2 separate regions of the Homo sapiens genome follow, and region 2 is linked to region 1. A link is a loop called in an ENCODE intact Hi-C map of the cell type or tissue named here. Cell type or tissue: breast epithelium. All regions are shown on one strand. Each heading gives the region's core, and the rest is flanking DNA. Links, peaks and the distances in the headings are about the cores only. Region 1 overlaps LINC01619 (long intergenic non-protein coding RNA 1619). Region 2 overlaps LINC01619 (long intergenic non-protein coding RNA 1619).

Region 1 (11,247 bases), core at 2,070-7,069:
CCATGAACGTTTGGCAACGTCTGCGCACAATTTTGCTCATCACAGCTGGGGGTGGGGTGCCATTGGCCTCTAGTGGTTAGAGGCCAGGGATGTTGCTAAACATCTCACGGGGTACAGGACAGCCCCTACCCCCTCAAGCAAATTAATTATCTGGCTCCAAATGTCAGTGGTGTCAAAGTTGAGAAACTGCTCTGTAGTATCCTAATCATTATTTATTTCACTTTTTTTTAAATTGATAACCTACCAGGTGCTAGGCACTGTAACGCTGAGGATATAGCAGTGAACAAAATAGGAAAACATTCTTACTCTTGTTTGGTTTGCATTCTGTTAGGAGAGAGAGATAATAACCGAGATAAATCACTAAAATACTGAGTATGTTAGAAAGTTATAGGTGCTAGGGGGAAAAGTCAAGCTGAGAAGAGAATAGGAGATGTCAGCAGGGAATCATCGAAATTGAAATCCTCCCCTCATTCATTAAGGTAGGTGTATTTATCACTATTTGTGGATGAAAAATCTGAGTTTTAGAGAGGTCAAGTGTTGGTCAAAGGGGACGCTGCTAGTTAGAGATAAGGCTGGGATTTGACTTTGAATGTAAGTGACTTTTTAGGGTCTAAAGCAGCAGCCCCCAACCTTTTTGGCACCAGGGACCCGTTTCATGGGAGATAGTTTTTCCATGGACCGGGGTGGGAGATGGTTTTGGGATGATTCAAGCACATTACATTACATTTATTGTGCACTTTATTTCTATTATTATTACATTGTAATATATAATGAAATATTAATAATTATACAACTCACCATAATGTAGAATCAGTGGGAGCCCTGACATCTTGCTTTCCTGCAACTAGACGGTTCCATCTGGAGGTGATGGGAAACAATGACAGATCATCAGGCGTTAGATTCTTATAAGGAGTGCGTCTCACAAGGAGCGCGCAGCCTAGACCCCTCGCACGCGCAGCTCACAATAGGGTTCACACTCCTATTGGAATCTAATGCTGCCACTGAACTGACAGGAGGAGCTCAGGCGGTAATGTGGCAATTGCAAGCAGCTGTAAATACAGACAGAGCTTCCTGTGCTCACCTGCTGCTCACCTCCTGCTGTGTGACCTGGTTCCTAACAGGCCATGGACTGGGACTGAAGGCTGGAGACTCCTAGTCTAAAGTGTTCTTTCCACTGTGCCATTTTATATATGATCATCAGAAACCAGGGTTGTCTTTCTTCCTTTTGATGAAATTCTCCTTTCTTAACTCACAGATAACCGTATCCCTCCCCACCCAAAGCATTCATTTCTTACATCTGTGTTTCTGCTGGTCTTAGTATTCCCAGGTTATATTCTTTTTCTATCTTCATTACTATCGTTAAATATGCCCAAATCTCTCTACCATTTAAAAAAAGAAATGAAAAAAGTTCCCACCTTCATTCCGCATGCCCCTCTGGCTATAGCCACTCTCTTTCCTTCCTGTCATAGCTAAACTTCTTAAAAAGATGCTCCAGGCCAGGCGCAGTGGCTCACGCCTGTAATCCCAGCACTTTGGGAGGCTGAGGCGGGCAGATCACCTGAGGTCGGGAGTTTGAGACCAGCTGGACCAACATGGAGAAACCCCATCTCTACTAAAAATACAAAAAATTACCTGGGTGTGGTGGCGCATGCCTGTAATCCTAGCTACTCGAGAGGCTGAGGCAGAAGAATTGCTTAAACCTGGAAGGCGGAGGTTGCGGTGAGCCGAGATCACGCCATTGCACTCCAGCCTGGGCCACAAGAATGAAACTCCATCTCCAAAAAAAAAAAAAAAAAAAAAAAAAAAATGCTCCATACCAGCCATTTCTACCCCTGACCCAATTTACTTGTAATATAGGATCACTGTACTCTTATTCCATACAAATTGTTCTGTCAGGAGCCACCAATGACCCTGAAACTCTGCTTTTACAGGCTTTGTTCTGTAGGTCTGCCCTTTCTACTTGGCCTCCTCCCATGCTCTTCCTTTCCCTGAGTCTGATCGACTTCTCTGGTGCCTGACACCTTTTAGCTCTCTGGGATTTCCTTCTTCCTCCAGGGAGCCTTCATGGATTTCTCTGCTCTTTCAGCAATTTATTGACCTGCGTCCTCCAGGATCCTGTCCTCGGCTTTCTTTCTTTTCAACAATGGCTTGAACAAATTAGTCATTTTAGAGCCATCCCAGAGATACATGACATTATTTGTAATTTGCTGAGATGCAATGTGATTTATATGTGAGAAGAGTAGGATGTGCAGCATGAGGACCAGCTTTGATGGGTGATCCACCTTGCTCAACTCAAATAAGTGTTACAGAGCGGACCCCCCCACCCCCGCCAACACCCTTGACAACGATAAGAGCTCCTTAGCTGTTCTCTTTGGTCCCAATTTTAGCTCTACCCTTTATTTTTGTCATGTTCATCCTTCCAAAAGGCAAACCTAATCATGATCTAGCTTCTAGCCCCTTCATTGTTCACAACATAAAAGGTTTACACCCATGTTTTCATGCCAAGCACAGCCTGCCATTTGCCTGGAATGCCTTCTCCTCCCCAACCCATCACTCTTACTTCACAATGTTGATCTTGGGAAGTCCAATTCATTCTGGAAGGCTCAACCTTAAGCATCACTTTTCTTCCCCTTCCCAGATTTCTAGGCAAAGTTTCATCTCATATATTCCCCCACTGCCTCCCACATTCAATTAAGTTGTGCATTCCCTTAGGGCATTGAGAGGGAGACTCAAGAACAAAATTTTAATTCTCAAGTAAGCTGCTCTACCCAGCATATTGTCTTTTTTTTTCTTTTTAAAGCTTTCCCACTCTCTCAATTCAAAATTTTAAAATATTGGACAATAATTTGCTGTGTGGCTCTGTATATTTTACTTAATCTCTCTGAGCTGTCATTTTATCAACTCGAATTCCATCAAATAATGTTCTTCTTTTAACTCAAAAAAATATTAAACAGTTCGAGTTCTCTAAAGGAAAAGATGTCATAAACCAAAGATGAAACAACTTGTCATTCATTGAAGAAAACTGTCCATAATTTTTTTTTTTTTTCTGAGACGGAGTCTTGCTCTGTCACCCAGGCTGGAGTGTAGAGGCACGATCTTGGCTCACTGCAAGCTCTGCCTCCCGGGTTCACGCCATTCTCCTGCCTCAGCCTCCCAAGTAGCTGGGACCACAGGCACCCGCCACCATGCCCGGCTAATTTTTTGTAGTTTTAGTAGAGACGGGGTTTCACCGTTTTAGCCAGGATGGTCTCGATCTCCTGACCTTGTGATCTGCCCGCCTCGGCCTCCCAAAGTGCTGGGATTACAGGCATGAGCCACCGCGCCCGGCTTGTCCATAATTTTTTTGTTATGAACCATTTCATTTAGAACCCAACAATGTGTAAATATGTCCAAAGAATAATGTTTCCCCTCATGCATCTTTAAAACTTGAAGCCATTTATAATGTTAAGTAAAATTTGCCATATAATTTTTCATGTGTGTGGATGACATCACAATTTGGCTTCTTCTTGAATTTCTCCTTAAAGTTTTGAAAGACTTCAGGTTTGTCTTTTGCTATTCTTCTTAGCTCTTTTTTTTCCTCCTAAAGTGAAAGGAAAGTTTCATGTCAGAAGAGTGAGGAGATAAAATTTAAAATTAGATGTCCTTGACCTTGATTCAAAGCTTCCTTAGATAATCAGTGGTGCTTACTGCCACAACTTGGAGAAGAGAAATGAAGCAATAGAGAAGGAGAATTTAGAAGAAAAGGGCTATTAGATAAGAATGACAGTTACCTTTACTCACTTTATGAATTGTTGTAGAATTAAAAGTTGTAGAATTAAAATCACTTTTTAAAAATATCATTTTGGTGAGACGGGTAAATATGTGGCAATGAATTATCGTTAAGAGAAAATAATGCAAGGAAAGAGTTTCAGTCAGGCTTTCATTCACACTTTACTGTCCTTGACACTTCCATGGAATATTTCCATGTGTAGAAAACTGATGCTTAGATATTAGAGGTGGAATGAGTATGGAGAGAGAGAGAGAACTAGAATTTATTGATTTTATCACCTGTGCTATGTGTTTATGTTATTTCATTTACTGTCTTTAACAGCTCTATGAGGTATATTTACCTACTTTTATTTTAAGCAGACTAGAGCTTGCTATAGTTACTGGTAAATAGAGCCAAAATTAAAACCTGGGGTTTTCAGTCAGGTGCAGTGGCTCATGCCTGTAATCTCAGGAATTTGGGAGGCTGAGGAGGGTGGATCACTTGATCCCAGAAGTGGGATTTTCTTTGAGACCAGCCTGGGCAACATAGTTAGATCTTGACTCTACAAAAAAATTAGAAAATTAGCTGTGTGCAGTGGTGCATCCATGTAGTCCCAGCTACTCAGGAGACTGAGGTGGGAGGATTACTTGAGCCTAGGGTGTCAAAGCTGCAGTGAACTGATTGTGCCACTGCACTCCAGCCTGGGGGACAGAGTGAGACCCTGTCTCTAAAGCAAGCAAGCAAACAAACAAACAAGAAAACCCAAAAACCTAGGATTTTCTGACTCAGACGTTATACCACACTGATGTCCTATTGTGTAGAAAATACACGTCCTAACCTCAAGCAGTTTATTAATCCAGAAAAGGAATGCAAATCTCTATAAAGGGCAGAGGTGGCAGACCCCACATGTATCCTAAGTACTGTAAAAATAACCTCATCTAAGTGATTTTGAAGGTTTGGCCTCACTGCAGATAGGACACCCACTTTGAATTGCTTTTCCCTGGACAGTAATGCAGAAACAGAGAGAGACTTTTTCGCTAACATGTTTTATTTTTTACCCCCCAGCAGATAATATAACATGTTACAAAGATTTTGATGTTATTCAGAATCAAGCCCTCATATTTAATCTTGATCAGACACAATTTCCACTTGTAAAATAGGGATGATGATGATGATATCTACCTTATGGGGTTACTATAAGATGCCTCTTTAAGGTGCTAGCATCATGTTCAGCTCTCTAAAATGCTAGTTATGATGATTTGCTGCAGCCATTGTTGTTGACATGTGTTTTGATACTTATTGATGCATTTTGGAGACCTTTGGTGGGAGGTCTGGCTGTAACACTAGATAGAACGGCTGCACTTACTGACCAGTGGTGCTGATCAGTCTGATATGTACCTCAAAGTGCTAAGTAATTGGGTGTGGGGATGAGAGAGGCCAGGGTTGGAGAGATACTGGAAAGAAGAAACCAAGTGTTTTACTAAAAGTGCTTTGAAAAATCGAGTCAAGGGAATGGCAGGAATCTACAGGGAAAAGTAGAAAAAGGGTGAGAAGGGAGACAAATATTGGCTTCTTTCCAATTAAAGAGTTCTGGGACAATGGTCACAACGTTTGCCTGTTAATGGGGAATTTTCTTCTAAAAGACTAACCTCAAAAACACCAATCGCAAAATAATGGCACATGTTTGCTCTTCCTTATTTCATTCTTTAATGGAATACATTTAAAAAAGAAGTTGTTTCACATAAACCCGATTAACTCTGAAGACAGTCATAACCCATCCAAACCAATCCAAATGAAGGTAAAAGGAATAATCAGCTCTTATTATGCAAAATGGTGCTTAGTTAATTTATTGCACTGCACTAAATAATAAGCTGTTAGGCTCCACATTGCTTTTTCCACATTAGATTAAATAGCTTATTGCTGCTGGAGCTTATTTCATATTGCATACAATTTGGATATATTACATTGGCGTAGATATTAGTCCATTATAAGAGACAGGCATAAGTACTTCATTTATAGGATCTCTCCATTTGGAAAATGGTAAGGAAGAAGAAGAAATGCAAACGAGAGTAATGAACAGAGGGGATTTATGTGCATTGCCTGATGGGTCTGCTGTGGGTGACAGCTGGTTGCCACACATGGGGCCCAGGCACCTTGGAGAAAAGTAACATTTCCAATGGGAAGAAAATCCAAAGAGAGTTTATGTTCTTTTTCAGGGAAGTGTTGACATTTTAATTACTTTCTGTTTTCTTTGGAGCTACATTTGAGAATTGGAAACAAGTTAGAAAAATAAGAATTGGCTTTATTAGAAATAAGATGAATTGACATGCAGGCAGGAACGGGAGAGAGTCCAGGGTTAGCTCTTAACAAACTGAAGTCTCCAGCAGTATCCAGAGAGCCAAAAAAATTCAGCCATTGAAAAACTAACCAGAAGAACTACTCAGGGCTTATCATCTCTGAAAGCAGACTGTGCCTCTGAGCAATCTAATCTTTTCCGGCCTTGGTGCCTCTGTACTTCACTGTTTAATTTTTTTGCTTTACACTTTGGTCTTTTGCGAACAAGGGTAAGGCTAAGTAGTACAGGAATGCAAAGCAAAAAGAAAATAATCAGGGAGAATTGGAATGAGTTGGGGAAACTGGGAGGTTTAGAATTATTTAGTTTTGAAGATAATCTGATATTTTTGGTATTTCATAAAAGAAAACTGCCTGTGGAAGTGAGGGGGGAGCCTGAGTAAATGGCTTTGGAAGATAAGATATATTTGCACCTTCTCTACCTGCACCTGGAGTTGCCTGGGACTGAATAAACACTTAGCCAACCCAGTGTGTCTACCAGCACCAGCATATTCCAGGGCTCACAAATCCAAAAATAGTAACTCATTTGAAGATTGAACTTTTAAAAAAAAACAAAAACAAAAAAGCCAAAATCTCCCACCAGCATCTTTGTGGTGCCTGAAAGGGTGACTCATGTGGACATAGGTTTTTCTTGTCCCTTGCTCACCCTCCCAGCATTGCTATGCTGTAGGAATAGCGCAAAAACTCCCTAACTTCAGACCAGCCAATTCAGCAATAAGTGGGTCAAACTGAGTCCCCACAAATTATCTAACAGCCACTGTGTGCCATGTGATTTAAATATACTACTTAAAATTTCAGAAAAATCTATAAGGAGATATTATCTCTGCTGTAGATATTGTTATTTCTGTTTAATAAATAAGAAAACAGGCTTTGGTAAGTTAATTGCCAAGTTATATATAAACTTTTATTGGAAAAGATTTCAAATATATATAAGAGAAGATGAAATAATGAACTTCCATGCTTATTTCACTAATTCAGGGTCAATTTTGTCAATCACCATCTACTCCCCCCATTATCTTTTACTTATTTTTACTTTTTATTTAAACATTTTAAAAACTGACACATAATAATGTATGGGGTACATAGTGGTGCTGTGATACGTGTAATGCATAGTGATCCTATCAGGGGTAATTAGCATGTTCATCATCTCAAACATTTATCATTTCATTTCACTGGAAACCTTCAATGCCTTTCTTCTAGGTATTTAAAACTATGTAATATGTTATTATTGGCAATTGGCATCCTACAGTGCCACAGAACACTAGAACTTATTCTGTCTACTTAGCTGTACTGTCTTTTAACAAATTTCTCCCTATCCTCCTTCTTCCCCTTTCTCTTCCCAGCCTCTATCATCATCCTCTATTCTACTTTTTACTTCTATGAGATCAACTTTTTTTTTTAGCTTCCACATGTGGTGTTTAACTTTCTGTTCCTGGCTAATTTAATTTAAAATAATGTCTTCCAGTTTCATCCATGTTGCCATGAATAAAAAGAGTTCATTCTTTTTAAAGGCTGAATAGTATTCCATTATGTATATATACCATATTTCCTTTCTTTTCTTTTACTTTTTGAGACAAGGTCTTTCCCTATTACCAAGGCTGGAGTGCAGTGGTATGATCATGGCTTTCTGAAGCCTCCAACTTCTGGATTCAAGCAATCCTCCTTCCTCAGCCTCTTGAGTAGCTGGGACTACAGTACGCTGGACCATCATGAGTGGCTAATTTTTTTTTCCATCTGTACAGATGGGGTCTTTCTATGCTGCCTAGGCTAGTTTTGAAATCCTAGCCTCATGTAATCCTTCCACCTCGGTCTTCCAAAGTGTTAGGATTATAGGCTTGAGCCACTGAGCCCAGCCTACCACATTCTCTTCATCCGTTCATCTGTTGTTAGACACTTAAATTGATTCCAAATCTTAGCTATTGAGAATGGTGCTGCTGGGGGTGCAGATGTCTCTTTGATACACTGATTTTCTTTCCTTTGGATAATTGCCCAGTAGGGGGATAGCTGGATCAAATGATAGTTCTATTTGTAGACTTTTCAGGAAATTTCATGCATTTCTCTATAGTGGCTATACTAGTTTACATTCCCACCAACAGTGTGTAAGAGTTTCCTTGGTTTTGCAGCTTCACCAGCATTTGTTATTTTTTGTCTTTTTGATAATAGCCGTCTTAATTGGGGTGAGATGATACGTCATTGTGGTTTTGATTTGCATTTCCCTAGTGGTTAGTGATGTTGGGCATCTTTTCATGTATTTTTTGGCCATTTGTTTGTCTTCTTTTGAGAAATGTCTGTTCAGAGCATTTGTCCATTTTAAAATCAGATTTTTTATTTTGCTGTTGAGATGTTTGAGATCCTTGTGTATTCTAGATATTAATACCCTTTGGATGAGTAGTTTGCAAATATTTTCTACTATTCTGTGGGTTATCTTTTCACTCTATTGATTATTTACTTTGCTATTCAGAAGCTTTTTAGTTATAATCCCATTTTGTTTTTGCTTTTGTTGTGTGTGCTTTTGAGGTCTTATTTATAAAATCTTTTCCAGGCTGGGCACAGTGGTTCATGTCCGTAATCCCAGCACTTGAGCCCAGGAGTTTGAGGCCAGCTTGGGCAACATGGTGAAACCTCATCTCTACCAAAAAAAAAACCAAAATTATTTTCCCAGAACAATGTCTTGAAGTGTTTCTCCTATGTCTTCTTCTAGTAGTTTTATAATTTCAGGTCTTACATTTAGGTCTTTGATCCATTTTGAGTTGTTTTTTGTATAGGATGATATGTGGGGGTCTAATTTCATTATCTTCTATATGGGTACCTGGTTTTCCCATCACCATTTGTGGAAGTGACTGTCCTTTCCCCAATGTATGTCCTTGACACCTTTGTCAGGAATCTGATGTTATATGTTGCATATGTCAGGAATCTGATGCAATATGATGTTATATGTTGACTGTAGATATATGGATTAATTTTGGAGTTCTCTAATCTGCTCCACTGGTCTATGTATGTGATTACCATGTTGTTTTAGTTACTACAGCTTTGTAATATATTGTATATTTTAAAGCCTGGTAGTGTAATGTCTCCAGCTTTTTTTTTTTTTTCTTTTTTTCCTCAGGATTGTTTTGGTTGAGGTCTTGCGTGGTTCCATACAATATTTGGGAATGGCTTTTCTATTTTCATGAAGAATGTTATTGGTATTTTGATAGGAATTGTGTTAAATATGTAGATTGTTTTGGGTAGTTTGGTCATTTCAACAATATTAATTCTTCTGATCTGTGAGCGTGGGATGTTTTTCAATTTGTTTGTATTCTCTTCAATTTCTTTCATTAGTGTGTTGCAGTTTTCCTTGTAGAGAATTTTCACCTCCTTGGTTAAATTTATTCATAAGTATTTTATTTTATTTTGTAGCTATTGTAGATGGGATTGCCTTCTTGATTTCTTTTTTTTTTTTTTTTTTTTTTGAGACGGAGTCTCGCTGTCGCCCAGGCTGGAGTGCAGTGGCGCAATCTCTGCTCACTGCAGGCTCCGCCCCCTGGGGTTCACGCTATTCTCCTGCCTCAGCCTCCCGAGTAGCTGGGACTACAGGCGCCCGCCACCTCGCCCAGCTAATTTTTTGTATTTTTAGTAGAGACGGGGTTTCACCGTGTTAGCCAGGATGGTCTCGATCTCCTGACCTCGTGATCCGCCCGCCTCGGCCTCCCAAAGTGCTGGGATTACAGGCGTGAGCCACCGCGCCCGGCCTCTTGATTTCTAATTCATTGCTGGTGTATAGAAATGCTACTGATTTTCACATATTGATTTTGTATCCTGTAACTTTACTGAATTTGTTTATCAGTTCTAAGAGTTTTTTGGTGGAGTCTAGGTTTTTCTATATATAAGATCATGTCCTGTGAAAACAGGGACAATTTGAATTCCTTCTTTCTAATTTGGATTCCCCTTATTTCTTTCTCTTCCCTAATTATTCTGACTAGGATTTCCAGTACCATATCACAAAACAGTAGTGAAAATGGGCCTCCTTGTCCTGTTCCAGTTCTTACTTTCAGCTATTCCCCATTCAATATGATGTTAGCCGTGAGTCTGTCACATGTGGTCTTTATTGTTTGGCGGTACCTTCCTTCTATACTTAATTATTGAGAATTTTTATATGAAGGGGTGTTGAGTTTTTTCAAATGTTTTTTCTGCATCTATTGCAATGATCATATGGTTTTTGTCCTTCATTCTGTTGATAGGATGTATCACTTTTGTTAATTTGCATATGTTGAACCATTCTTGCATTCCTGGGATTAATCCCATTTGATCATGGTATATTATCTTTTTGATCTGTTGTTGGATTCTGTTTACCAGTATTTTGTTGAAGATTTTTATGTCTCTGTTCATCAGGGATATTGGCTCGTAATTTTCATTTTGTGTATGTGTTCCTGTCTGGTTTTGGTATTAGGGTTGTGCTGGTCTCATGAAATGAGTAAGAAAGAACTCCCTTTGCATCAGTTTTTTTTGAGAGAATTGGTATTACTTCTTCTGTAAAACTTTGGTAGAATTCAGCAGTGGAGTCATCTAGTCCTGGAGTTTTTGTTGTTGTTGTTGATGGGAGACTTTTGTTTACGTTTTTGAAAAGCCAACTTTTTTTGTGGTTGATTTTTAAAATTATGTTTTCTTAGTCTCAATTTTATTAATTTCCGTTCTGATCTTTATAATTTCCTTCTACTACTTTTAGGTTTGACTTGTCCTTGCTTTTCTAGTTTTTTGAGATGCATCATTAGGTTGTTTATTTGAAATGTTTCTAATTTTTTGAGGTAGGTATTTATTGTTATAAACTTGTCTTAATACTGGTTTTGCTGTGTTGCATAGGTTTTGGGATGTTGTATTTTGATTTTCTTTTGTTTCAAGGAATTTTCTAATTTTATTTTTAATTTCTTCATTCATTAGTTAAGAGTAGGTTGTTTAATTTCCATGCATTCGTATAGTTTCAAGTGTTCCTCTTGTTACTGATTTCTAGTTGCATTCTATTATGGTCAGATAAGATACTTGGTATAATTTAATTTTTAAAATTTTTTTGAGACTTGTTTTGAGTCTTAATATATAGGCATTACAGGAGAATTCCATGTGCTGATGAAAAGAATGTGTATTCTGTAGCTGTTGGATGACATGTTTTGTAA
Region 2 (11,247 bases), core at 4,270-9,269, 52 kb before region 1:
GATCTGCATCAACAAAGGAAGAAGAGAAGAAGCATTGGCCGGAAGCCTATTATATACATGCTGCTTTTCCAGATATTTATCATTTCATTTAATCCTCACAGCAGCTCTGCGAGATACATGACTTTATTTATTTATTTTTGCTGTGGTGATTTTAAAATGAGGATAACAAAATACAAAGAAGTTTAGGAATTTGTTCAAGGTCACATAACTAGTAAGTGGCATAGCTAGGAGTTGAATGCCAGTCTGTTTTTTTTCCAAAACCATGTTCTTTTCCTCACATTACCCTTCCTCACTGTTTACGGACTATTCACTACCTCAATGCATGATGCAACAAAGACGTCTGACAGCTTGCTGTGTTGTGGAGAGAGCCTTCAGAGCCAGGGGACCTGGGTTCTTGCACTGATAATGTCATTTACTAATTATGTGGCCTTGGGCAGATTACTTATCATCTCTGAGCTGCAAGTGCTTCATTAGTAAAAAGAGAAAAATTACCTCTTTCAAGGCAATGTCATTGTGAGGACGAGAGACAGTATATGTAGAGTGCCTGGCATAGGGTAGACATTCAATTAATGGAAGTTACTGATATTATTATTATTGTTACCCTTAATAAAGAATCCCTGAATAGGATGACGAATTCTACATAGCTGTACCTAATAAGTGTCCAATGGGTGAAACAGATATGAGTATTTGAAAGGAGGTGCAAGCAGGGAGATTGTTTTCTTGTTAGAGTAAAGTAACTGGGACAAGACTGAAACTTAATCACTAGACACTGTAAAGTCCACCAGGGCAGAGATTGGGCCTGCATTTCTTTTTCTTAGCATTGTCTTTCTAGGACCTAGGACAATGGGTAGCAAGCACAAAGTAGGTGTTCAATAAGAGTGTGTTGATTGAATGAAGGGAAGTTTGCTCTTAAAAGATGGATTTTGAAGGAGTATAAAGGAGGCTGAAGGGAATGCAAAAGGTGACTTAAAAAGGTAGGGTGGTGATATGGTTTGGCTGTGTCACCACCCAAATCTCATCTTGAATTCCCATGTGTTGTGGGAGGTACCCAGTGGGAGGTAATTTAATCATGGGGGCAGGTCTTTCCTGTGCTGTTCTCGTGATAGTGATAAGTCTCATGAGATCTGATGATTTTATAAAAGGGAGTTTCCCTGCACAACCTCTCTTACTTTGTCTGCTGCCATGTGAGCTGTGCCTTTCACCTTCCACCATGATTGTGAAGCCTTCCCAGACATGTGACACAGTAAGTACTTTAAACCTCTTTACTTTGTAAATTGCCCAGTCTCGGGTATGTCTTTATCAGCAGCGTGAAAATGGACTAATACAGGTGGTCAGAAAACATAGCATTTATAGGAGACAAAAGTGAAACAGTATGGCTGGAGAAAAGATATGGTTGTACAAGTAAATTGGGGGTCATGGAAAATGGGAGTTTCAAATACAGCCTGCCAAGTGTGCGAAGGAAGCCTAATTCAACAATCCATCAATGCAGAGACCAACGTTTGTCCTTATTATAAATTAATTATAGTACTAACTCATCTACTTATTGTGGGAATTAAATATTACATGTGAAAAGCCTGGCATAGAGCCTGGCACATAGCAGGCACTCAGAAAATTAGTTTTTTTTTTACCAATATCAACTTATTATTTATTACTTATGATGACATTTTGGTAAGTGATGTGAGCAGAAGGAACATTGTGGAGATCAGAGAAACAGACCAAAAAGACAGTGGATGCTGATATTTATCAAGAACCTATAGGTATAAAGTACTGTCCAGGCCCTCCAGAGGACACAGAAATAAAACTTCCTCCTTCTACTTCTTGTAACACCAAGATGTCCCTCAGGGACCTTGTTGCTGGGTGTAGAGTTAAAGTCTGCACAATGGATATACTATTAATAGCCAGTTTCATAAGTTGATCTTGGGGGCCCCTTCCCATGACATCTCCCAACACATCAGTTTCTCTTTTGCACCCAGCTGCCATCCTATGGATAAAAATGGGAGTAGGAACAGGTAGGGCCTGGCCTTTATCCAAATGTGTCTCAGTTACTAAAGTAACTAAATTATGTGATCAATTTGAGATTACAAGATTGGACTAAAATTTATTTGGATATTTTTTCCTGTTGGTAGCAGGTCTTGTGAGGAGGAACACAGAAGTTGTAGACTAAAGAAAGAACAGATTTAGAACAAGTGTTCTCTGCATAGTTGAGTATTGCCTTAGCTATTTTATGACCTGCCATGTGAATATTTCAATAACTATAATACAAAGTAGAAAGTGATAAACACAGAGTACATAAATGCCATGGGAATCCAGAGGAATTATTTCAGCTAATTCAGGAAAGGCTTTCTGGAGGAGACAAAATTGGAGCTGTTTTTCTCTTCAACGTTTGACTTTGAAAAATTTAAAACATACAGAAAAATGAAAACAAATCATAAAATGAACACCCATATACCCTTCAATGAGATTCAGCATTTAGTAATCTCTTGGTATATTTGTGCTCCCTCTCACTATATAAATATATATATATTTGTATATATAAGATACAAATTTTATAATTTTTGGTACCATTTGGGAGTAAGTTGCAGATATCATTACACTTTGTTTCTAATTACTTCAGAGTGCATTGTTTTTTTAATGAACAATGACTTTCTCCTATGCAACCACAACATCATTATCATAATCACCAAAGAAAATTGAGGAAACACAACCAGAGTTAGATTTTGGAAGAAAGGTAGAGTTTGGATTTTTGATGACAGTGTTAAGTGCCTCTTGGGTGGAGGACACAGAATGATTCCAGGCACAGATACAGGGGCCTACTTTAATCCCTCCATTTGATGAGAAACTGCTGTAGACCAGAAAGCTGAAATGATTTGCTAAAGTTTGGAAAGAGCTGGGACCAGAAACCACATTTCCTGATTCCTTTTGCATTGCTCTTCACTACCCTCCTCTTCCGGCATGGCACTAAATTTAGAATATGACACTCTTGGTTTCTACACAGCAGAACCTTTAACTCAATCTCAGTTTAAAAGACATTTTATATGGCGTCTTTCTGCATGGATTTCCAAGATGTTGGCAATTCAAATCCTGCCAGTTCTCCTGGAAGATCAAGGTTTAAACAGGGGAACAAATAGAAGTAGGCATGACTAAAAGCACAAGTCATCGAAAAAGCCAGGTGGAATGTTCCAGGTCGCCCCCCCCCCACAAAAAGCAGCACTGTTACTTGCTCTGACTTCCATGTTCTCACCCAGTGACCTTTATGGCCTGGGACCCCCTCCCTCTCATTTTGCTTCCCACTGCAAGAGAAGAGGAGCCAGCAGATGCAGGGATATGGCTGAGCTGTGAATCAGGACACTGTACGCTGGTCTGTCTCCACTCCTGATGATCCCTGTGACTTTAGACAGTGATTCTCACCCGGGGCGATTTTGCCTTGGCCATTTCTGAAAACACTAGGTTGTCACACCAGAAGGGCTGCTAGTGTCATCCACTTGGTAGAAGCCAGGGATGCTGCTAAACATCCTACAGTACACAGGACGGCTCCCCACCTTGAAGGGTTATACACCACCAAACTATCAATAGCACTGAGGTTAAGATACTGCTTTATACAAACCATTCATTTTCTTCAGGCTTTAATGCCCTCACTTTGAAATGGGAACATTTGGGTTGGCTCAGTGGTTTTCAATCTTAAACATGCTTTAGAATCTCCTGGGATGCTTGTTTAAAAAAATGCAGGTTACAGCCAGGCACGGTGGCTCACGCCTGTAGTCCCAGCACTTTGGGAGGCTGAGGTGGGTGGATCACTTGAGGTCAGTAATTCGAGACCTGCCTGGCCAACATGGTGAAATCCCGTTATCTGCTAAACATACAAATATAAGCCAGGCATGGTGGCACACACCTGTAATCCCAGCTACTAGGGAGGCTGAGGCAGTAGGATCACTTGAATCCAGGAGGTGAAGGTTGCAGTGAGCCGAGATCATGCCACTGAACTCCAGCCTGGGTGACAAAGTGAGGCTCCGTCTCAAAAAAAAAAAAAAGATTACTGACCCCATCTTTAGGGATTCCATAGATGGGAGGCAGAGTCCACACACCTTGAGAAATGCTACATACACTGATGGTTTCTAACTTCCTTCTCAGCCCTCTCATTTTCTAATTCTGAAAATGCTGATGGGTAAGAAATGTACTTAGAGTTCCTGCCTGAACACAGTATGAATATAGAAACAGGAAATGATAATCCTCCTTAGGCTCTCTCACACACCTATACCTCCACTCTCCTGGGCCCACACAGAGTGGCCAAGGGTTCATGTGCTGAGACTGGAGGCCAGTTCTTTTTGACCTTCCTTTGAAGCCTATGAGCCCACTGACACCTTGTATGAATAATTCTGTAGACACCAGTTATTCTGGAATACCTCACGTGATAGAACAGTGGGACACAACTGACACTCTTTTAAATTCAAGTCTCAGCTCTCCAAGCATCTTCATTTCAGCAGAGGTACTTTGTAATGCAAAGCCATCAGCTGGCATTTTCAGGTTTGGATTGGCTGGTTTACAGACATTATCAAATAAGGCATAGACATGTTTGATTGTTTGTTATTTATGGGATTTGGAAAGGAAAAGAAGGAATCTTTTTGAACTGTATGTCATTTTTAGGGAAGGGCAAGGTTGGGTGTATTGTTACTGCCAGCAAAAGCATGACTCCTTGTGTACTAATAGCCACTGAATTGAACATATTCTATGTGTCAGATGAGGTGCTTATATAGAATCACTTAAATTTCATAGAGACCTGCAAGAAATAAATTAATTTTTCATTTTCCAGATGAAAAGACTAAGGTTCAGAGAGATTTAGTAACTTGCTCAAGATCATATTATTAATAAGTGTCAGAGTCTACTTATTAACGCAGGTCTGTTTGATTCCAAAGCTCATCCTCTTGTAAATATGTTTAAGTTCCTTATAAATTCTGGATATTAGCCCTTTGTCAGATGGATAGATTGCAAAAATTTCCTCCCATTCTGTAGGTTGCCCGTTCACTCTGATGATAATTTCTTTTGCTGTGCAGAAGCTCTTTAGTTTAATTAGATCCCGTTTTTCAGTTTTGGCTTTCGTTGCAATTGCTTTTGGCGTTCTTGTCATGAAGTCTTTGCCCATGCCTATGTCCTGAATGGTATTGCCTAGGTTTTCTTCTAGAGTTTTTATAGTTTTGGGTTTTACATCCAATCTTTAATCCATCTTGAATTAATTTTTGTGTAAGGTATAAGGAAGGGGTCCAGTTTCAATTTTTTGCATGTGACTAGCCAGTTTTCCCAGCACTATTTACTGAATAGGAGACCATTTCCCCATTGCTTGTTTTTGTCAGGTTTGTTGAAGATCAGATGGTTGCAGATGTTTGGTGTTATTTCTGAGGTCTCTGTTCTGCTCCATTGGTCTATATGTCTGTTTTGGTACCAGTACCATGCTGTTTTGGTTACTGTAGCCTTGTAGTATAGTTTGAAGTAAGGTAGCATGATGCCTCCAGCTTTGTTTTTTTGCTTAGGATTGTCTTGGCTATGTGGGATCTTCTCTAATTCCATATGAAATTTAAAATAGTTTTTTTCTAATTCTGTGAAGAATGTCAGTGGTAGTTTGATGAGAATAGCATTGAATCTATAAATTACTTCAGGTAATATGGCCAGCCACCCCATGTAAAAGTGGGCAAAGGATATTAACAGACACTTCTCATAAGAAGACATTTACACGGCCAACAAACATATGAGAAAAAGCTCGACATCACTGATCATTTTGAAATCCAAATCAAAACCACAATGAGACACCATCTGATTGCAAGTTAGAATGGTGATTTTTAAGAAGTCAGGAAACAATAGATGTTGGCAAGGCTGTGGAGAAATAGGAACACTTTACACTGTTTGTGGGAATGTAAATTAATTCAACCATTGTGGAAGACAGTATGGCGATTTCTCAAGGATCTAGAACCAGAAATACCATTTGACCCAGCAATCCCATTACTGGGTTTATACCCAAAAGAATATAAATCATTCTACTGTAAAGACACATGCACACATATGTTTATTGCAGCACTATTTAAAATAGCAAAGACATGGAACCCACCAAAATGCCCATCAATGACAGACTGGATAAAGAAAATGTGGTTCATGTACACCATGGAATACTATGCAGCCATAAAAAGGAATGAGATCATGTTCTTTGCAGGACATGGATGAAGCTGGAAGCCGTCAACCTCAGCAAACCAACACAGGAACAGAAAACCAAATACTGCATGTTCTCACTCATAAGTGGGAGCTGAATGATGAGAACACATGGACACAGAGAAAGGAACAACACACACCAGGGTCTGTTGAGGGATGAAGGATGAGGGGCGGGAACTTAGAGGACGGGTCAATAGGTGCAGCAAACCACTATGGCACATGTATACCTGTGTAACAAACTTGCAAGTTCTGCACATGTATCCCTTTTTTTTTTAAGAAATAAACAACAACAAAAAAAACTAGTTCAGAAAAAAAAAAGTTCATCCTCTGTCATTATTTCTAAATTGCTCCTGTGAGGATTGGAGTTGACCCTGGAAGGGCAGAGACAGGGAAAGTAGAGGTCATAAGACATAAACAGCTTCACATGTGGCCTGTCCCGGAAGCATCTCTGTGTGTATGTTCCTGGGCTAGATTTTTGCTTGGAGCTTATTTGGCTATTTCGGGGTAAGATGAAATGTTTATTTATTTAATCATTCCTTAAATATCCAAACTTCTTTCCCAATATTAGTATCTTCTAAGAAAGGAGAATATTAAAAATTTTTATACAGATGGATTTATTTTTCTAAGACCTCTCATCAGAATTACTGAGTTAGACTCTCTGGGTCTAGATTTTTTGATGTTTTATTTTGTTTTTGGTCTATCATATTCAAAACTTCCACGAACAGGGTCATTATTCTTTCTTTCAGTTAAGATATTTTCTGTAGAAGGCTTCAGTCTAAATGTAAACATGTTACCTGGAAGTGGTGGCAGAGTGAGTCACCGCCTCTGTCAATATTCTGGTGTAGGCAGGTATCAGATCATGTCTTGTGAGAAAGAAACCCATAATAGGCGTAGAATGATGTAAAGATACGTTTAGGAGAACTCCACCCATTTTACCCTACACTTGGTGAAGAGACAGAATCTAGGTGGGTCCTTCAGTGGGACTTCATTACTTCAGTACTCTGGGTACTGAGAAAATGGGGATTGGATTTTGGAAATAAATAAATACTAAATAAGTTGAGTAGGAGGGGATGCTGATGGTGAATTTCTTTTATTAAAATAGGTTGATGGCAAGGTCATTACAATGTTTTAAAGGGATTTAATACTAAAAATTAAAGTTTTATCTTTAACTTATTAGATGCACTTTTTAAAAGAAATGAAAATCATAGCCTTTAATATGCTTTTGCCACTGAAAGGATAATAGCAAACTTCGCATGCTTTCTCATCAGCTTGATCTTCCTTTTTGCAAATAAGCATATATTCACTGTTGGCTATAACATACTTTTTAGTTAAAACAGTTAATGCTGAGGCTTTTGTTATTTTCTTTCTTGTATTTAGAATCTTTAAACTGACGGTTCTTTCCTTTCTGCTTTATGTTCATATCTCTGTAATAGCACTTACCACATCTTTTTGCAATTTATCTGCTGTGCATTTGCTTCAAAATATGGTGAGGAATTTCTCAGGAACAGAAACTGGGTACCATTTATTTTTGTATACCCACTGAATGGAGTGAAGAAAGCATTCAACAAATGGATCACTTGACCAAATGAATGCATTTATTTTCCAGTATAAGCCACGCCTTGCTTTGATAGGGTCTTGTTGGCCACAAACTTATTAGAAACACAGATCAAAATATTTCCTGTCTGTATATGAAGGTAATGCCATTGATCTGCTGTTAGTATGGAATGACAACACAGAGTGGGGTGACTTACCAGAAACAGTCATGGATTAGTAGAGATTAAGCTACACATCTAATCCAGGTTTCTTATAGTCACATGCATTTCTGACCATATATTTTACTATTTTAGGACTGGATCTTTAATTTTTCATTTCCTTATTTATTTTGAATATAAAGACAAAACACGTTTAATGTAGAAAGATAGAAAATAAAGACATCTATCAGTCAGAGTTCTTTGGCTATAAGTAACAGAAACCAATTAAGAGCTAATTTAGTCAAAAAAGAAAATTCATGTATTTACTTTTTAGATAAATGGTCTTGCTCTGTCACCCAGTGCAGTGGCACAGTCACAGCTCCCTATAACCTTTAACTCCTGGTCACAAGCTATCCTCCCATCTCTGCCTCATGAATAGCTAGGACTGACTACAGGTGTGTACCACCACACCCGGCTAATTTAAAAAAAAAAAATCTTTTTCGTAGAGATGGAGTCTCGCTATGTTGACCAGGCTGTTCTCAAACTCCTGGCCTCAAGCAATTCTCCCACCTCAGCCTCCCAAAGTGTTAGGATTACAGACATGAGCCACTGTGTCCAGCTCAAAAAAGAAAATATATTAAAAGGATGTAAGAGTGTTTCCCATCCAGAACGAGCAGGAGACCGGAGAGTCAGTTTAGAAATAGGACAAAAAGAAGGGCAGCTCTAGGCATCAATGTAGTAAAAACTTGACTGCCTAGTTCAGGTGCAATAGAATTGAATGAAATATATCATTTTTGTGTGTGTGTCCCAGTGTAGCTCAGCTAAAAAGTCTTATTAGCTCATGTTAGGATGCAGCAAGCTCTTTGGCTTATACTGCACTAATAAGCAAAAAGATCTGGCTAAGGAACTGCCAGAGATCCTTTTCAACTTCCCTTACGGGGAGCAAAGAACCTCAATTATTATCATCAAGATCCATAAGTGAGGAAGAAGTGATTCTCTAAAAGGAAATTGGGGGCATTAGTAGAGAGCAGAAATGAGCTGGTAGAGGGAAAAAGGCAATTATTTAAACTATAATTATGATATCACATAATGATAACATTAAGTGTTTTTTGTTTTCTTTCCAGACTTTATTCTAATCATAAGAACCAGATTAGGATTTTAATATACATAGTTTTATGTCTCACTTAAAAAATTTCAATATATGTCATGAGCATTTTTCCTATTAAACATACATCAAAATTATCCTTTCTATTAGCAGTGTAAAATTTCATCTTTTGGCATTTCATCATACATGTAACTACTCTCTAGAAAGATATTTTGGCTATTGTCAACTTTCTACTCTTGTAACACAAAGACATGGTAACATGGTGGAACAAAATGGGCTTTGGTGACTGGGAGAATTGTATTTAAATTCCAGCTTTACCATTCCCCAGTTAAGTGCTCTTAGGTGAAATGTCTAACTGCTAAGTCTCAGTTTTCTTATTATAAAATGGGGGTACTAACTCAGACTTTACGGAGTTGGACATGCTGAGTTTGAAGTGATTATGGGATATCTGAGTATATACAGATTTGGGCAAGAGTTCTAGACTGGAGGTAGAGCTTTTTAAAAAATCTGATTTTAGGGGACATTTGAAGTCCTAAGAGAGGATGAAATCAGGTAGGAAGAGAGAGTAAAGACAGAAGGGCCATGAACCATGGATTCAAAGTGACCCGAGCCATAGGACAATGAATAAATGGTAGAGGACTGAAAGGGGAATCATGAAAATTGTATGACGAAGTCAAGGTTGTTGCCTTAAGAAGAGAACAGAGAGGGAATAGTCAGAGAGGTACAAATAGGAAGAAGAAATGGTAAGGGGTCAAGATAGGAGGAAGAAGAGACACCATCTGATACAACAGTGGGGTACAGTAATGCAAGGGCTGAAAATGGCCATTTGATTTGGCATTTAAGAGGACTTTTGTTTCCTCAACTGGAACAGTTTCCCCAGGGTGGAGGGTCAGAAGCTAGAGAAGAACATACTCTAATTGTAGAGTATGCTTTTGAAAAGTTTATATAAACAAGGGAGAAGAAAGGATGGAGAGAATTTAGAGATGATTAAAGAAAATTTTTATTTTTGAATGATGTAAGAGATTTCAACAAAGTTTTAGGCTGGGTGGTGGGAGGGGGTGAATAAGAAGACAGTGAAGAGGAAGAGATTACAGACGTGAGAAAGAGGGAGGAATTCACTCATTTGTTCATTTCTCCATTCGTTTATTTATTCTACAAAGTAGAAGAAAGTGCTTACCGTTCATTAAGAACTGTTCTACACACTGTGTATATATAGTAATGATCGAGGCAAGTTGCGGTGCTACTTTTTTCTTTCTTTCTTTTTTTTTTCGGAAACAGGGTCTCACTTTGTCACCCACACTGGAGTGCAGTGGCACAATCTCGGCTCACTGCAGCCTCAACCTCCTGGGCTCGAGCAATCCTCCCACCTCAGACTCTTGAGTAGCTGAGACTAGAGGTGTGCACCACCATGCATGGCTAATTTTCATATTTTTGTGTAGAGATGGGGTTTCACTATGTTGCCCAGGCTGGTCTTGAACTTCTGAGCTCAAGCGATCCACCTGACTTGGTCTCCCAAAGTGCTAGGTTACAGGCGTGAGCCACCATGCCTGGCTGGGTGCTGCTTTCGTTGGAGGTTCTAGCAGGAGAAAACAAACAACAACCACAAAATAACAAAAACACGATCATGACACCATGAAGGTAACTGAGAAAAAAAAATGCGAAAAATAAAAAGTGTACACAGGGCATCAACGTAGATTCACAGTTTTGTAATGAATGGCTTCTTTAGATTGGATGTTCAAGGATGGCCTGCCTGAGGGGTCAATATTTACACTGAGGACTATATGACAAGACAGAGACAGTCATGCAAAGATCAGTAGGAAGAGACTCCAAGTGATGGGAGGCAATAGAGCAATGACTTGAAGATGAGCTTGGCATGCCTGGAGAGGGTAACAGATAAAGAAAAGAGTTGGAGATGTGATTGGAAAGGAAGGAAGCTGCCAGATCCTAAAGGATTTGTAGGCCATGGTTTATTCTGAATGGGATTAGAAACCATTAGAAGAAAGTAATATGATTACATTTATGTTTTAAAAGGAGCATTCTGGCTGTGGTAAGAAGATATAGTAGGGGGCAGGAGCAGAAGATGGGGGCCAGTTAAGAAGGTATCACTGCAGTCAAAACAAGCAATGATGTGGCTTGGAGTAGAGTGGAAATGATGAGAAATCAGGCCCTATTTCAGAGCAGAGTCAAAGGACATGCTTATGGATTGGATGTGAAGATGCAGCACCTGAGAGAAAAGAGGAATCAAGAAGGGCTCATTGC

Evidence for each region. A loop is a pair of places that touch in the nucleus more often than their neighbours do. Peaks named below come from ENCODE experiments on the same cell type or tissue, not always from the same donor. Only the 100,000 strongest peaks of a DNase experiment are listed, where the experiment ranks them.
Region 2: a loop joins it to region 1, with 21 times the contacts of the local background. A loop is called at or near these places in 4 of 110 quality-filtered maps.

Annotation. Positions count from the first base shown.
Region 1 is chr12:91,997,813-92,009,059 of GRCh38, reverse strand. The region is part of intron 1 of LINC01619 (long intergenic non-protein coding RNA 1619); the gene reads left to right. Among named protein-coding and RNA genes, the nearest start is that of LINC02404, 130 kb to the right of the region's middle. In breast epithelium, for the core only: no CTCF peak of the experiment used is centred there; no DNase peak of the experiment used is centred there.
Region 2 is chr12:92,051,855-92,063,101 of GRCh38, reverse strand. All of the region lies in intron 1 of LINC01619 (long intergenic non-protein coding RNA 1619), which reads left to right. Among named protein-coding and RNA genes, the nearest start is that of LINC01619, 85 kb to the left of the region's middle. In breast epithelium, for the core only: no CTCF peak of the experiment used is centred there; a DNase peak (open chromatin) is centred at 7,010.